Linked DNA regions of Homo sapiens: region 1 is linked to region 2. The links are chromatin contacts, found by Hi-C in ENCODE. All regions are on one chromosome and are shown on one strand. Each heading gives the region's core, a stretch centred on a gene start or an enhancer-like site at or near the end of the contact. The rest is flanking DNA. Distances are from core to core; before and after follow the strand shown. Region 1 overlaps FLJ33534 (Putative uncharacterized protein FLJ33534). Region 2 has its middle 13 kb from the start of LINC01954.

Region 1 (3,231 bases), core at 647-3,146, 240 kb before region 2:
GGAATTTTGCTCAAAATTGGTCAGGCTTGCTGGTTTGTTTCTATTTTTCATTTATTTATTTTTTTGAGATGGGGTCTCACTCTGTCACCCCATCTCAATCATAGCTCACTGCTGCCTTGACCTCCTGGGCTCAAGTGATCCTCCCACCTCAGCCTCCTGGGTAGCTACAACTGCATATGTGCATCATCACGCCTGGGTAATTACTATTATGTTTTAATTTTTTGTAGAGATGGAGGGCGGGGGGAGTCTCACTATGTTGTCCAGGCTGGTCTCAAACTCCTGGACTCAAGCAATCCTCCTGCCTCAGCCTCACAAAGTGCTGAGACTATGGGCATGAGCCACTGCACCAGGCCTAGTTGGTTTTTAGAATTCACCTTTCCTCTGTTTTTGAAAACTGAGCTGGCATTTCCTGTCTTCAGACTACTGGCCTCTTTTCTTTCTTTTTTTTTAAAACAGAGTCTCACTCTGTCCCCCAGGCTGGAGTGCAGTGGTGCGATCTTGGCTCACTGCAACCTCTACCTCCCAGGTTCAAGCAATTCTCATGCCTCAGCCTCTCGAGTAGCTGAAATTACAGGGGCCCACCACACCTGGCTAATTTTTGTATTTTTAGTAGAGACAGGGTTTCACCATGTTGGCCAGGCTGGTCTCAAACTCCTGACCTCAAGTGATCTGCCCTCCTCGGCCTCCCAAAGTGCTGGGATTACAGGTGTGAGCCACCACGCCCAGCCTCTCTTTTCAGTTGTCTTGATTTCTTAGGTGTTTTTGCATTTGACCTGTGCCGAGGCTCTCACGTTCTTTCACTTTCCCTGGTTAGAAATTTTCTAGTTCTCAAAGTGTAAACCTAACTAAATTGACCCAAAGGTTTTTACCCTCCCTCTCTTATCTGAAGATTGGAAATCCTGTGATGTGAGGAATATGGTCACAGAATTCATAAATTAAAGTTGAAGTAACTTTGGCAGACCAGTCAGATGAGCTGGTGAAGACCCAGGACTGATCTGATCAAAAAAATCAGCCCCCCATGTGGAATGAATAGGGTTCAGGTGAAACCTCCAGACCAGAAAAGGGGAGAGGGAGGGTCCTAACTCCCAGGCCGTGTGCTAAACACGGTACAGATCCACAGCCACCAAAAGTATCAGGCATTGTATTGTGGCCCGAGTAGTACTGGGGATAGCTGCCTCCAACTAGTTTAGTAACCTATGGAGCTCAATAGTTGTTCATTTCACAATCAGGTGCCTGCCTCCCTGCTGCGCCTGGCCACGTGGAAACCCCTGTAGCTCCCTGGCTGTGCAGGAGCAGCCACAGTGTGCCCCTCCCAGGACCACCATCCCCCTCACTGTCTCTGAGGCACCTGCGTGGACCGGGTCTGGATTGAGTCTCATTTCTCTGGATTCCCACGGCAGCCGGCGGCTGCCTCTCCCACACCCGTCACTCTGTGTCATGGAAAGCTGTGTGTTTGTCTTCATTCCCACCGAGTCTGAGCCACTCGAGGTCAGGGCCATGACCGTGAGCTACACGTCCTTGGCGCCCAGTGTGAGCCGTGTACAGTAGAGGCTGACTGACGTCTTGGAGGCAGAAGTGAGTACATAACTGACAATTGCTTAAAGTCGGCCGGGCCAAGGTTTACAGACCGGGAGGATCATCAGACGCGGGTGGGGCACAGTGGGGTGGGGGGAGGTTCCCAAGGCTGCTCATCAATGGAGTCTGGAGATGGCTGCCTAGGGGTAGCCTCTGAAACGTTCTGGAACAACCTCGTCCTGTCACAGCGTGGCTATGAGGGGACCCTCACCTGGAGGCCTTGGGTGATGTGTTAGTTTCACAGCCACACATCAGCATGGGCCTGTGTCCCCCAGGCCACACGTCGGCATGGGCCTGTGTCCCCCAACCCACGTGTCAGCATGGGCCTGTGTCCCCCAACCCACGCTTCAGCATGGGGCATGTCCCCCAGGCCATGCGTCGGCATGGGCCATGTCCCCCAACCCACGCGTCAGCATGGGCCCCGTGTCCCCCAACCCATGCTTCAGCATGGGGCATGTCCCCCAGGCCACGCGTCAGCATGGGCCATGTCCCCACATAGGTGAGTCCCTGATGCAGGTTGGGTCCCCGGGGAAGCTCACTCAGAGACAGAAGAGTGTTTATTGGTGGCGGGGCAGTGCTCTTGGGTTTAGGGTCTGTGAAGGGAGAGAAGGAAAGCCAGTGGGGTAGAGGGAGTCGTCGGGCAGTGATGCCCTAACCGCTGGTCCCTGGGGAAGCTCTGGAGCTGGCACACCCCTTCAGGGTTGTCCCGAGTGGAGCCTGGGGCCAGGCCTTTATCCACAGTGTGGGCCGCCACCAGGTGCAGGTGCCCAGGAGGGGCGTGTTATGGGTTGAATTGTGTCCCTCCAAAAAGATACATTCAAGTCCCAAGCCCCGCTACGTGTGAATGTGACAAATCCACTGTAGAAACCAGCATTCAGATCTCAGGTCTGCACAGCTGAAATCAGCATTCAGATCTCAGCTCTGCACAGCCGAAACCAGCATTCAGATCTCAGGTCTGCACAGCCGAAACCAGCATTCAGATCTCATCTCTGCACAGCTGAAACTAGCATTCAGATCTCATCTCTGCACAGCCGAAACCAGCATTCAGGTCTCAGGTCTGCACAGCCGAAACCAGCATTCAGATATCATCTCTGCACAGCCGAAACCAGCATTCAGATCTCATCTCTGCACAGCCGAAACCAGCATTCAGATCTCAGGTCTGCACAACCAAAACCAGCGTTCAGATGTCAGCTCTGCACAACCACAACCAGCATTCAGATGTCAGCTCTGCACAACCACAACCAGCATTCAGATCTCAATTCTGCACAACTGTGATCACTATTGAGAGCAGTGACTGTTACATGGATTTAGAGACACGTTGTGGGGGTTATACGACCACGTATTACTGTGCAAAAAGACGTCACTCAAGCCCATTAGTGCAGAGGTTCCTTTAACTGTGGAGGATTAAATCAAGGAATCAGAGATTGTTTACGCCGGAAGGGACTTTGAGGTGTTCACTTAATTGGAAAGCAGGTCATCGTGGGCCCTCCATGGGTGTTGGTATCCACTGAAACTCCAAATCCCATCCAGGGGAGGCTGACACAGGCACCAGGTGTAAGGCCCCACCCCAGCCGGGCTCACCTCTGCGGGCAAGCCTGGGGCCTGGCCGGGAAGCCCAGCATGGTGCGTGTGAATGCTGTGGTGGGGGGGCGCCCC
Region 2 (3,292 bases), core at 399-2,898:
AGAGAACTGGGAACTACTGCTGATTGATTTAACTTCCTCAGCAAGAATTGATGACCCCATGAGTGCTCCCCAGGAGCTTCCAGAATCCCTGAAAGTGATTTTTCCCTGGTCTGAAGACTCTACCTTATAAATTCGCTGACCGTCATCACCCCTCTTTCTGGATGGCAACTGTCTGGTTTTCTCTGGGAAGCATCTGTTCTGCGAAAAAGACCTCATATCTTCTCAGTTAATACAGAGTGTTCACACATATGTGATCTGCTCCACAATACTGAGGACAGAGTTGTCTTCTTCCCAGTTTCACGGATAGGGAAGCTTTGGGGTGGGGGCAGTGTTACCTGACTAAGGAGGCTTTGGGGCGGGAGTAGTGTTCAGCTGACTTGCTCAGGAAGAGCGTTCTTGAACTCTGTTCCTGGTCTCTGATCCCCTGTCAATGTCACAGCTAAATGCTCTCATTTTGCACAATAAGTGTGTGCATTGGAATAAATTGTGTTAAATAAGTGAATCAACTCATGGGCAAACAATTAAATGCAAAATGACAACTCAATAATTAGAGCTATTTGAACATCAGCCAGAGAGAACTAACACAAAAATAAACAGGAGGAGGAGAGGGAAGAGGGAGGAACAAAGGAGAGAAGAAGTGCACCTGTGGTTCCTAGTGGTCACTGTTCGATTAGATTCTACTTCCCCATCATGTGCTGGGCACCGGGCTGGGCACTGAGACTCAGAGGTGACTCAGCAGAAGTCCCCCAGGGACCCACTCGCTTTGTCATAGCTCCTCTACACCGTGTCGACCTGCCAGAAACTGGCAGTGAGGGATGAACTTGTCTCTGGGGCTAAGCCATGCTGGTTTTTTCACCATCACACACGATAGGACTCCAAGGTCTTCCAGCGTTCTGATCACACCCTCCGTGAGACACGCTGAGTTTGCCGGTGATCTCCAATGCAGGGTGCTTCATCATTTATAAGATGCTTCCACATTCCATGTCTCATATGTGCCTCGAAATCCCTCTGAGAAGAAGGTACTGTAACCAGCTCCATCTTGTAGAAGAGGTAAATTTACCCTCAGAGGGGCAAATAACTTGCCCAACGTCAAGTAACTAATAAGAGACCAAGCCAAGACCTGAACTCAGGTCTTCATAGCTCCAAATCTAGCTTTTCACCCTTCCCAGTTGCCTCTAGGTCCCGTGCCAGACACCTCATTTATGCACACATACATATGTCTAACTTGGCACATAGAGGCCAGACAAATTTGGAACTGGGTACAATTCAAATTCGTGGGTACAATTCAAATTCGCCTTGACTCTGACTGTGTGAGCAATGTGTGCCCTTTGAAGGAAACTATTTGCACCTGTTTCCGAGAGAGATCTGAAATGGGTGAAGTAATGCCTATGGATGAGACTTGTAAATTGCTGAGCCACGCAAACATGGGTTAATGCCAAGGTCGAGGCTGCTCTGTGTCTGCTAGCCAGCAGGAAATAGAACTGGGGCACAGATAATGCCACAAGACCTCCTAGGACTCTCTCCAGACTGCCCAGCTGACAGTCCCCCACCCCGGCCCCTTCCACATCTTCACCATATCCTAAAGCCACCATGCCTCCATCAACAAAAATATAGTTTAAAATACATTTGATGACTCTCAGTAAAGAACAGAACGGCGCATGGCGCCCTGGCATCTTAGCAGGTGTAGGTTCTGCCAAAGGAAGCCCTTGTGGCTTTCAGCAGCATTGCACACTTCTTCAAAAGTGAAAACTGAATCTCACCTTCTCGGTAGACACTAAACCAGAAAGCGAGTTTCAGATCTATATTTTGAAGTGTTTCGTGAAGCACTCCACTGGAAATAGAGATGCCTTTGCTTTTTACCAAATGCACAGAGTAGCCGGTTTCTAAGCTCTGGAGGTGATCCTGTTTTTTTCAGGGATGTGGTTCCAAGGGGTAACATTGAGCTTTATAAGGAATTCTCTTACAAATGTTGTTTTCCCAATAACTAATGGTCCCATTCAAACCTGAGTACATTGCCTTTTAAATTTCTAAGTGGTTTAATAATAGAACCGCTCCATTAACTCTGACACATGCTTGGGAATCAAGCAAAGAAATGAAGAGACGGCTGGAAAAACAAGCAACCGCAGCCGTGTGCGCTCCTGAGTCCTAAATGCTAGCGAGCTCAGCGGCTGAGATTTTATATCAAAAAGCCATGACCGGGAGCTCTTTGTCTGTGTGGGTCACAGAAGGATCGTCCTAACTTCTCTGCTCCTCCCAAGCCAGCCCCCTCCTTCCCTACAGAAAGGCCATCCTCCACTCCCTCCCGTCACCGCACCCACTATCTCCTGCTTTCTTCCCCTAAGAGTTCAGGCGTCCCTCCTGCTGTTTCAAACACTCCCTGGCCTGGCTACTATGAGGGACTGCAGTTTATTCACCAAGAACAGCTCTAGCTTCACTTCATTCCTCTCTCCTTCTGGAAAAGATTTAAGACCACAATTCACAGAATTAGCCCTGCTTTCCGATAGAATCCAATCCAAGGAGGAAAGCTCCGCATCCTTAAAACCTCTTCCAAATCCCCTAATGCAGCCCAAGTGAGCAGGTCCTTCCTGAACCCCTCTCCTGAGACACCCCAGGGCCTTGCGCAGTGTGCTCCCTTCCTGGTTGCAATGAGCCCAGGGTTGTTCAGATGCTGGTCTGTGGCTTGAGCTGAAGGGCACTGACCACATCCTCATTTGTTTACAGAAGGGGTTTCGTGTGTGTGTGCGCGTGTGTGTGTGTGTTTGTGTGGGTGTGTGTATGTGTTTTCTTTACTTCTTCTTTTTTTTTTTTGACACAGGGTCTCGCTCTGTATCCAGGCTGAAGTGCAGTGTCGTTAACACAGCTGACTCACTGCAACCACCACCTCTCAGGCTCAAGCGATCCTCCCACCTCAGCCTCCCAAGTAGCTGGAACTATAGACACGCACCACCACACCCACCCAGCCAATTTTTTGGTTTTTTGTAGAGATGGGGTAGTGTCATGTTGCCCAGGTTGGTCTCAAATTCCTGGACTCAAGTGATCCTCCCACCTCGGCCTCCCAAAGTGCTGGAATTACAGACATAAGCCATGGTGCCCAATCCAGAAGGGATTTCATACATGCTTTTTGTAATGGAGTCTCACACCTATTATGACGATAGTGAGATTATTTTCATGTCTATAATGAACCACATTATCATCCCTCTAAACGCCTCCTCTCCTGGTAGGCTTTCCTGAACTACGTCTCTGCCACTTTCCTGCACGTAATCCTCTTCTTGATGCTTCTCTGATCCCCAAA

What was found. A loop is a pair of places that touch in the nucleus more often than their neighbours do. Pooled maps may share reads with other maps.
Region 1: a loop to region 2 is called in a map with no recorded cell type, with 12 times the contacts of the local background. The contact joins two enhancer-like sites. A Hi-C loop is called at or near these places in 9 of 37 single-sample maps with no recorded cell type and 5 of 50 pooled maps.

What each region holds. Positions count from the first base shown.
Region 1 is chr2:11,103,661-11,106,891 of GRCh38, reverse strand. FLJ33534 (Putative uncharacterized protein FLJ33534) reads left to right here. Exons shown (of 9, transcript NR_040080.1): 7 at 105-196; 8 at 1,230-1,575. Among named protein-coding and RNA genes, the nearest start is that of FLJ33534, 27 kb to the left of the region's middle. RefSeq lists enhancers at 1,446-1,945, 2,754-2,903, 2,924-3,093, 3,104-3,183. Within about 2 kb of position 1,896, at least 3 of the 41 ENCODE cell types and tissues checked have a DNase peak (open chromatin) inside an H3K27ac peak, as active enhancers do.
Region 2 is chr2:10,863,492-10,866,783 of GRCh38, reverse strand. No RefSeq gene overlaps it. Among named protein-coding and RNA genes, the nearest start is that of LINC01954, 13 kb to the left of the region's middle. RefSeq lists silencers at 1,652-1,821, 2,852-2,901. Within about 2 kb of position 1,648, at least 3 of the 41 ENCODE cell types and tissues checked have a DNase peak (open chromatin) inside an H3K27ac peak, as active enhancers do.